Regions from separate parts of the Homo sapiens genome. Here regions 2 and 3 are each linked to region 1. The links are chromatin contacts, found by Hi-C in ENCODE. All regions are on one chromosome and are shown on one strand. Each heading gives the region's core, a stretch centred on a gene start or an enhancer-like site at or near the end of the contact. The rest is flanking DNA. Distances are from core to core; before and after follow the strand shown.

The links. A loop is a pair of places that touch in the nucleus more often than their neighbours do. Pooled maps may share reads with other maps.
Region 2: a map of endothelial cell of umbilical vein shows a loop between it and region 1 (2.8-fold over the local background). The contact joins the promoter of KLF9 here to the promoter of APBA1 in region 1. A Hi-C loop is called at or near these places in 3 of 168 maps with a recorded cell type or tissue (CD4-positive, alpha-beta memory T cell, endothelial cell of umbilical vein and posterior cingulate gyrus) and 8 of 50 pooled maps.
Region 3: a map of Right ventricle myocardium inferior shows a loop between it and region 1 (6-fold over the local background). The contact joins the enhancer-like site here to the promoter of APBA1 in region 1. A Hi-C loop is called at or near these places in 2 of 168 maps with a recorded cell type or tissue (IMR-90 and Right ventricle myocardium inferior) and 10 of 50 pooled maps.

Annotation. Positions count from the first base shown.
Region 1 is chr9:69,670,742-69,673,914 of GRCh38, forward strand. It overlaps APBA1 (amyloid beta precursor protein binding family A member 1), which reads right to left and starts at 1,630. Exons shown (of 13, transcript NM_001163.4): 1 at 1,412-1,630. RefSeq lists silencers at 1,398-1,477, 1,658-1,707.
Region 2 is chr9:70,413,071-70,416,243 of GRCh38, forward strand. KLF9 (KLF transcription factor 9) reads right to left here and starts at 1,587. Exons shown (of 2, transcript NM_001206.4): 1 at 1-1,587. The coding sequence starts at 293. KLF9-DT (KLF9 divergent transcript) reads left to right here and starts at 1,120. Exons shown (of 4, transcript XR_001746710.3): 1 at 1,120-1,340. RefSeq lists enhancers at 68-921, 750-829, 1,170-1,299, a silencer at 280-459 and a promoter at 636-1,438.
Region 3 is chr9:70,227,488-70,230,660 of GRCh38, forward strand. It overlaps SMC5-DT (SMC5 divergent transcript), which reads right to left. Exons shown (of 4, transcript NR_039990.1): 3 at 1,727-1,902. Among named protein-coding and RNA genes, the nearest start is that of SMC5-DT, 30 kb to the right of the region's middle. Within about 2 kb of position 1,741, at least 6 of the 41 ENCODE cell types and tissues checked have a DNase peak (open chromatin) inside an H3K27ac peak, as active enhancers do.

The DNA of each region.
Region 1 (3,173 bases), core at 380-2,879:
TGCCAGCCTGACATTTTTCCAAATTCCCTACTAGTGGGCTCTATCAGGTAGGAAAGCAGGGACTTTACTGACCTGGGACCCCATCGCTGTGGGTCTCAGGAGATTTCAGTTTCCAAATGATACACGGCACCACCTAGCTATTGTGACAGCTGGGAGAGTGGATGTCACCAGCAGTAGAAATAAAGTATCCTGTTTCCTGAGGAAAACGCCCTGGCTGTGTGATGCTGACCAAGTGGGCACCAAACATTTCTCCGTGTGATATTTTTCTTCTTTTTAAAAGACCGCCCCCCGCCCCACCGCATCTCTCTATACGTATACACCTCCAGAGTTCATTCTAAAAGAACCAACACAAAGACCATCCATCCTCTAGCCATAAGGTTTTCAGTGCTTAAATGTGGAAGGAGAAGGTCTAGCTAGCATTGAAAGTTGTGGGGACAGGAAGAGGAATCTGATCATTCAACATCCTTCTCCTTCTGGTCAGACAAGAGAAAAACAATAGAAACTGCACAGTCAGGGAGTACAAGACCCTTATGGAACAGGTGCTAAGGAGAGAAGTAGTATCACAGGATGGAAGGCCCCTTCAAAACCAGGTACATTAGCAAGCCCAGAATGTGTAACGGTTATCCTATTTCCCTGCCATGTGCCTCAAAGCAACATGCTCACTTCCACATCCCCATGTCATGAGGCCAGAGGAAGGGGAAGCGAGAATCCCTACACTGGGCCATCCACACGCAGGAGCAGAACAGACACTGTGCTCAGAGTTGCAGGGTCAAAATAACAAACACTGTCCCACAGTCTTAGCCGGTGACATCAAGTAAGGGCAGCGGCAGATCTCTGGATTTGGGGCGCAGTTTGGGGAACGTGGATGCAACCACACGCGTACACACACATATACAGGATTTTACAAACCGGCCCCTATCCCACTGCCTCCCTCCACACTTCACACACCAAGTGCATCCTGCCCACCTCACCGTTTCCATCATCACATTCTTTCTCCAGGAGAGTCAGCCGAGAGATGAGGGGGTCCTAGCGGGGATTCCTGGAAATGTCACCCCCCAACACCTCCGTCCGCCACCCCATCCCCTCTGCTGTACCTTTTACACACACACTCTCACACACTCACTCCTGCCATGACTGTCATCAGGCCCGCCTGCTGCGCCCGAAGCCCGGCATCTCAGCGGGCACCGGACCCCAGGCGTCTCGCTCGCAACGCCGCCTTCCCCCGCCTCGCTAGCTGATGGTTCCAGGCACTGCCTCCTGGATGTCGCCTGCTGCCTCCGCTCCTCCGCACTATTGTTCCAGGCAGCCCCTCTCGCGTCCGGGGGCGCCCTTTGGCGAGGACCCGGGCTCCGTCGGGGGCCGCATCAGCGCCGGGCACCCCTTCTCACCCACCCCTCCCTGGCTGTGGTACCTTGCCTGACAGCTGGGTCCGCGGGCCCGCGGGAGCAGGCGGCGCTAGTGACAGCGCTGGTGCCAAGCCTGGGAATAAAGCTCCGCTCCAGCCGCTGCTGCCTCCAGCGCCACCATCTTCTCCCGCCGCAGCTGCCGCCGCCGCCGCCGCCGCCGGGACCGCAGCCGCCCTCGCCCAGCTCCGGCTCCGCAGCCGCTGCTCGGACCCCTCCGGTCTCGCGGCCCCACCCCCTTTCCCCACCCTCCCTCCCGCCCTCCAGCTAGCTCGCTGGCCCCTCGTGACGCGCGCTGGGGCCGGGCGGGCCTGCGAGGGAGGGCGCGGGGGAGCGCGCGCGCGCACGCCGCCTGCTAGTAGCGCCCCTGCCTCCCTCGCCCACTCGCGTGCGCGCGCGGCCCGCGAGCCCGCGGCGGCGGCGGCGGCACCGCTGATGTCCTCCGTGGGCCGCCGGCTGCAGCGCCCCTGCCCCGGCGCCGGTGGGCGTGCGGCACACCCGCGCCTCTCGCCTTCCCTCGCGTCCGGGTTCCGAAGGGCCCGCCCTGCCTTTCGGAATGGGTTCCACAGCCCCATCCTCTGGCTCCCGGCCGGACGCAAGGAGGGGAAAATGCAGCTGCATCCCCGAGGGGACTGACGGGGGCCTCCACCCTCCTCGGTGGCAACCCAGGTGGTCCCCAGTTTCCTAGCCAGCAGCTGTGGCCAACCTCTGCGCGAAGCAACGGGCCACGCTGCAGGACCACGAAGCCAGGCAGCCGCGTCGACTCCTGCAGGGTGTTCTCTCCGGAGTGACTCCCGAGCTTTCCCGCTTCCCAGGCCCCTTAGATATCGCCTGCGCTTCAAATTCGGAGATTGACGGCGTCTCCGGAATGCGTCGCAGTCCTGCGAGTTCTCCGCCAGGGGGAGAGCCGCGCGGGCTTGGGCCTGAGCGAAGACAGCCGGGCTGCAGCCCTCCAGGGGAACTGCCGAGTCCCGCCGGGGACAGCGGAGAGCCTGCGGATTGTGAAGCCGAGGAAGGCTCGGCTTGGTTTTCCTACCCGCTCCTCAGTTCTGGTTGATCGGAACTTAAGTGTCTTTGAGCCTAGCACAGGCCATCCGCCCTAGATATGGCTCCTAACTCGAGAGGCCACCCTTTGCGGCAGGGACCAGGTGGCAAGTGCTGTGCATTAATGAAAAGCTGTGGGCTAGACAGGCCCCGGGAGGCCTGGGCTCTGGCGCCAGCCCCACCTGTAATTGGCAATGCAATAGCTAAATCATTCCCCCTCTTAGAAACACAGATTTTTCCATAATAATGTTATAATGCACAAAGCCTTGTAGTTTGCAAAGCCCTCTCCGCACATGTATTCTCCAGTAAAATGAAGATAAGCGCTGGTTATCCAGATCCCTTGGGAAATGGATCTTTTACCACACCGTGTTTCCATATTATTTTAAGCACGTCTCTAGAGAAGTCTGGGGGTGTAGCCTAAAGCATTCTGAAAGTCTTGTTTTAGCTTTAAAATTCATATGAATTTTGCATTGTACTTTGTAATTTTTTTTTGCTTTAATAAAACAATAGCTACCTTCTCAAAAAGATTTTAGTAAAATTTAAAATTATATACTAGGAAGATGTCTGCTTGTCCTGTGACATTACTCATATTTTTTCCGGTGAATACTTATTTGGCATATGTACGAGCCAGACATGGTCCTTTTCCACCAGAGCTCACAGTACGCTGAAGGAAATAGGTATTCAACTATCAGACTGGCCAGGCGCGGTGGCTCACGCCTGTAATCC
Region 2 (3,173 bases), core at 337-2,836, 740 kb after region 1:
TCGCTGTCGGATCCCATATCCTCATCTGGACTTTCCAGACTGTCGCTGCACACGGAGGGGGTCTGGATGGGTCGGTACTTGTTCAGGTCCAACAAGCTCTTGGCGATGGTGACCAGTGTGCAGTAATCCTTCCAGGTGTCCCCCGGGTCACCGTGCTCCTTGGTCACCTCGCGCTCAGGTAGTCGCAGCCGCTCGGCGTCCGGAGCGACCCCATGCTCCGGCACCGCAGCGCGGTTCGAAATGGAAACCAGACACTGGGCAGCCACGAAGTCCATGTAGGCGGCCGCGGACATGGTGCGGGCGACGGCAGCCCAGGCGGCGCGGACAAACTTGGCGGTGGCTGCGGAGGTTCGGCTCGCCCTGCCCTGGCCTCGGACGACGAGCGCGGCGCGGCGCGGCACGGCGCGGCGGCCAAGGGGGCGGGGGCGCGGGGCGCTTCCGACTCGCAGGAGCGCCGAGGCGACCTCAGCCCCTCATCTTTACGTAACCGGCAGCGCCTCCGCACGCAGCATCCACGGCCCCGGGCTCCGCCGCGCCGCCGCCTCTAGCCGCCGCCCCTGCCCCGCGCCGGCCGCGATCCCCCGACGGGCGCGCCGGCCCCTCTGAGCCGGCTCCCTTGGAAAGATGCCACACGTGGCGGTCGCAAGTTTATTCGACTGAAAACGCCCCCGAGGCGCTGGGAGAGGAAACTGCAAGAGAGGTGCACGCCCTCGGCCGCCTCGCCGTCGAGCCAAAGCCCCAGGACATTCACCCGATCACCCCGACGCGGGTGGCGAGGGTCCCGCCGAGCGCCAGGTCTAAGAGACACTTTTTCCCGAGTCCACTGACGGCTTCTGAACCCCTGCTCCGGCCGGTCCGCACCGTTCCGGCATTCTCTTGCTCAGTAACAATTTCGCAGAATCCCATCACGTCACAAACCAAACCCCCTCCAATTGGCCAGTGGGGAGGGTGATTCAACTCTGTTTACTTTCTCCCCCTGCCAGTCAGAACGGCCTTCGGTGGAGAGGTGCGTCTAGAACTGAGGCGTGCGGCCAATCCGACTGTTCCGTTTCGCTGCCTCGTGCTACCCCTACAGCCTCGAACACTGACATTTAAAAGGGTAACAGCTGGGAGGCAGGGAAGGGGCAGCCGCACACTTTCGGAGTGCCTCGCGGTCCCGTGGCCGGTCCGGGCCTCCTGGCTCACGTTCCAGCTTGCGGAGCTTTGGGACACATCTTTCCTAGTCAGTTGCGCTCGTTCCTATGGCAAAAGAGAACTTCAGCTTCGGTTTTCCAGCTCCCAAACAGTTAAGTGACTTCCTGCAAACGCTACAGTCCCAGCAACCAGCCTTCCAATCAAAAGTAAGTTGGTTGATGTCACTGGCATTGGCTCGGCCAATCACAAGGGCGTTCCGAAAGCAAGCGCTCGACACTTGTAAACGCGAAGAGCTGTAGTGAAACTGGACACATCTTTGTATTTTGTGTTGCTGGTAGTAAATTTGAGTTATGGATGAGAGGACAGGGGTGATGAATAAATGCAGTGTGAATCTATAATTAAAAAAACCCCATTATGTCAGGATAAGTCCAAGAATAAACACAAATGAGTAAGAATTCGTTTTGTTATATATTTTTTGGATGCAGCATACTTTGGGGCAGATGTTTAAAAATTCTTCCATCCAATACATTAACTATGACCAATTCATCTTAAAAATGCAGTGCTAACAAAAGTTCTGGTTTTACAGCATAGCCTTTTTACTGCCTGAGATTCTTCCATTGAAACATCCCATCTTTGCTTGTCATATCTCTTAATTCCTCTACTTCTCTGGTGCAATTTAGTCTAAATAAATTCTTTTAGCTTTATTTGGAGGCTATTTTTAACCCACTTTCAGAAAAACGGAGACAAAAACCATTCATTTGTGTAACTTTTATAAAAAACCCACCATTCTTAGCTCTTTTTCTTTCCAGAGCCCCTGCATGGTTTTTAGGACATGTTTCTCTTCCCTCACTTCACAAATGTGGAAACTGAGTTACAGAGAAGTGACTTATTTATCTTATTAGACAGATAATGATAGAACTCAATAGAAACCACAAGTCTCCTGATTTCTAGCTCTTTGTGCTTGCAACTAAGCCCTTTTGGTTTTGTGAAATATTAACTGTGCAGAACAGATTTTTAGGGACTGGAACAAGCTGGAAATCCTTAGCCATGGAATACTGTGGCATTACTTGGTCAACAATTAGTATGGGTCTTGGAGTCTGATTAACTTGGTTTACCCCTCCGTCTGAATTAACGATGTGGTTGTTTTCCATCTTGATAGCTAGAAAAGAATCTAGGGCTAGTTCTTTTTGCAAGAGGCATACTGTCAGCACAATTCATTAAAAATAATTCACTTTCGTGAATGTGAGAGGTACCTGATTCTATGTGATGCAGATTCGGTGAGTTCCAACCCTGACCCCCCACTGGCTATTAACCTTTGTTAAGAGAAAGTTACACCAGGTTCTGGTCTCCGAGGCAAGGGTCTCAAATTGACTCTACCAATGTGAGATCTACAGTAGTTTCTTTTGACTTTGTTTTTAAAGTGGTACATCAAAAATAATAATAATAAAAAAAAAGTTAGCCAGGCGTGGTGGCTCGCACCTGTAGTCCCAGCTACTCAGGAGGCTGAGGCTGAAGGACTGCGTCAGCCTAGGTCAAGGCTGCAGTGAGCCCTGATTACACCACTGTACTACTCCAGCCTGGGCAACAGAGCAAGGCCCTGTTTTTTTTGTTTTTTTTTAAATCATAACTAAGGGTGGCTCAGGTAAGTAAGAGTATAATAGATTTTAATTAAAAAATAACAAACCTGACAAGACCAGTTCAATAAAAGTGTACAGCTTAAAAAAATAAAGAAAACAACAACAAAAATATTAAAGTGGTACAGGGAAGATATTGCAGTAGGTGACTGCAGGTGGAAGAAAGGTGTAGATAGGGGATACTGGGCAACCAAGAATATCATCACCATCAGCATCATTATCACCGACCCCTTTCATGGAGGGCTTACTCTGTGTCAGGCCCTGTACCAAGCACCCTGCATGCATCCCTGTAAGGTAGGTATACAGTGTATAAAAAACTCCAAGCCATCTTGGAGTTCTTGCATTTTTAGAACTTAATCTCTTAATTTTAGAAAAGAATTCACTGAAGCCCAGGGGAGTTTGCCT
Region 3 (3,173 bases), core at 491-2,990, 560 kb after region 1:
TCTGGTCTGATTCAAAGGCTCATACCTCTTTACTACTTTAGCCAAAAGTCCATTGTTTTCTTGAAGTTGGGAGGGTTTCCCACTCAAGAGTGTCCAAACTCATAAATTAATCTATTAAGAGCATTATCTTTCTGAATGCAAAGAAAACAAAAAATTCTCAGCTACACAAAATAAATATTCTGAAGTTTATGGAGAAAATAAAATTTTATAATAAAACAAAATTTTGCAAATGAAATTCTTTCTATTTATGATTAACTGCCTATAGTGGAGGAAATCCCTAAACAGAGCTGAAACATTGGGGAAGGAAGATTTCAAGATGTTGACCTATTCAGCTGCGTACTAGGCTAGGCATCATAATTCCTCCAAAGCATTATTCCTGTCCAGAGCTATCAATAAGAAGTGATATTGCCATTGATGATGTTAAATTTCAGGCAGGACCCTGTGGAGGTAATATTTTTTCCCAATCATATAAGCTTGACTGAAAACGGACTTTGCGATACTGTCTCAAACTACAAGAATACAAATTAAATATTTTTCTATAATAAAAATACTGTTATTTGCTGAATTACTGTATTTGCTGAATTAAGGAGTGAAGATTGCATATTCAGGACTCAACACAGTATCTGGTACCTAGTAAGGGGGTTATAATATGTGGTGAGTGAATAAAGTCATTCACCAGCCTCCTTGCTGGTAACATAAATCCATAGTAATAATCACAGCTAACATTTGTTGAATACTATTTTCAGACATTGTTCAAAGAGTCTGTTTCGCTGACACAGCTGTGTTTTTATCCTTACAAGGTCACCTCCTGAACGTGCCAGCTCTCCTACCAGCTCCATCCTCAATGTCAATTTACACTCTAGGCAAAGATTCCAAGTTTCCCTCTTTCAACAGGATTTATTGGCTACCAAAATTGCCTCTAAGGTTGCTAAACTGGGAATCCTACTAGGGATGCCAACTTTGGAAATTGGGGGAAAAGAGGGTGGGGGTTGGGGTACTGGATATTGGCTTAGAGCAGAAAAGGAGGTAATTCTTACCAGTTGTTGCTAAGAAACAACCTGAAGTTAATCTAAGAGAAAAAAAGGAGGTGGAAAGTGAGCTGCTTAACTCCCCTTCCCTCATTTATGCTTCTTCGACAAAATTCGATTGTTTGATGCTTCTTTTCCCTTTCCAAGTTGCCTTTGGCATTCATTTCAACTATATTTCACCTTCATTTTAACTATATTTCACATGGATGAATACATGGAAGGACAGTAAGCACATTATAGGTTTCTCAGGTTTAGAAATGCCCAGGGAGAAGAAATGCTAGCTAACAGATACTGCTTAACAATTTAAGCCCAGTGTTGGCTTTTATTGCAATTCTCAGCAGCACCTAAACACACAAGTGCTTCAAATAGAAATTGCTTTCTCACACAGATTGCCTTCTCTCCTATAATTTCCTGTCTAGGATGGAGATTATTTGTGTATAGAAGGGAGTGAAGGACTGAATACTGAGAAAATAGTGCCTGTGATGCAAGGTCTGGTTTAATATGGAGGAAGAAAAGGTTCAACAAAGATTTCTTGAGAAATCTATGCTCCAGGCATTGTACGGAGCATGGAGGTTACAAAAATGCTCACAGATTAGTGAGGGAGAGAGAGAGAAACCAGTCAACACAGTTCGGAGTGCTAAGTACAAAACGGCCATATGCCCAGGGTGCTATGGGAGGGCCTCTTGGGGGAATCTGACCTGGCAGGGCAGAGGCAGCCTCCTGGCTGCAGTCTAGGGAGAGCAGTGGAAAGCAGCAGTGCCCACTCGCACAGTGTCCCTGATGCCTTCATGTCTTCTCTCACACTCTGAGGGCTAAGACCTGGGCTCTGTGACTTCTTGGTCTCATGCCAGGGACTTGTGTGATTTAACCAGAACTGGAAAAAAAAAAAAAAAAAACCCTGAGTTTTTGTAACTAATAATTCTAATGACACTGCATTTTCAACATATGGATTACTATAAAGAGGTAATATGGCACAGTGATTAAGGACCCTGTTTCTGGATTTATGCTGTCTGTTTAAATCTCGGGTCTGCCACTTACAAGCTACGTGACTGAAGGCAAGTCATTTACACCCTCTCTGACTCCTTTTCTTAGTCTGCAAAATGGGGCAAAGACTTATTCCTGCTTCTTAGGTTGCTGCAAAGATTAAACGAGAATAATATGAGCACCTACAACAGTCTCAGACACACAGAAGCCATTCCAGTTTATAAGGTTTCAGTGAAATTTCAGATAAATATGGTGATTTTTATGTATTCTTTTTCTACGAAGGAATTGTGAGTTTACAGCGCCATCTTAAGGATAAAGCAAACATATAATCTTGTCATTTTATCATCTTTTTCTTTATTACTCACAGTACAACTCATTTTGACTAGTAGCTGGGTAATGCTTTCCCCTGTGTTCTTCCCACTCCACTTGCCCCTAGCAAAATCCCACTTGCCCCTAGCAAAATCCCACTTGCCCCTAGCAAAATGTACCATTGCTAAAGCTAACTTCTTGTTTATCTCCTCAAGAATGCTCACTTACTCAGTTTTGTACCCCCACTGCCTAGCATACTCAACAAAGATTTCTGGATTAAATAAACAAATGCTTAGTAAAAGCATTTCGTTTAGTACAAACATGCATGTAGGTTTCAAAAATCACAAGGAATATAATGGTGCTCTTTGATCCATCACAATTTCACTGGTCATTTTAATATATTTGTCTGGACATTACTCTCCCCAGATAATCCCAGCCTCTAACATTTCATAAACGAACCAGGCTGCACCGTGAATACTTGTATATTTAAAAATACACGGTGAATTCGAACCCAAATCAAAAACCCCACTGACTATTAAAAAAATATGGCAAGAAAGGGTGGGGGGAAATGGAAAACAGATACATAAAGGCAGGTGAGTGAAACATCACAATGTATACCTATTGATATCATATAAACATATTGCTTATTCAAAAAATTAACAAACATGGCAAGATTTATATGCTTAAGAACATGAAGGTATTCTATGTGGCAAAATAAATTATCTAAACGCTGCCCCATTCCCCTATATACATGTGTACACATACACACACAAGACAAAACATTTAAAAATTCTTGGTGAAATTTGACGACCTTTATTGTAAATGAATACCTAAGCTGGTAGGAAAGTAAGG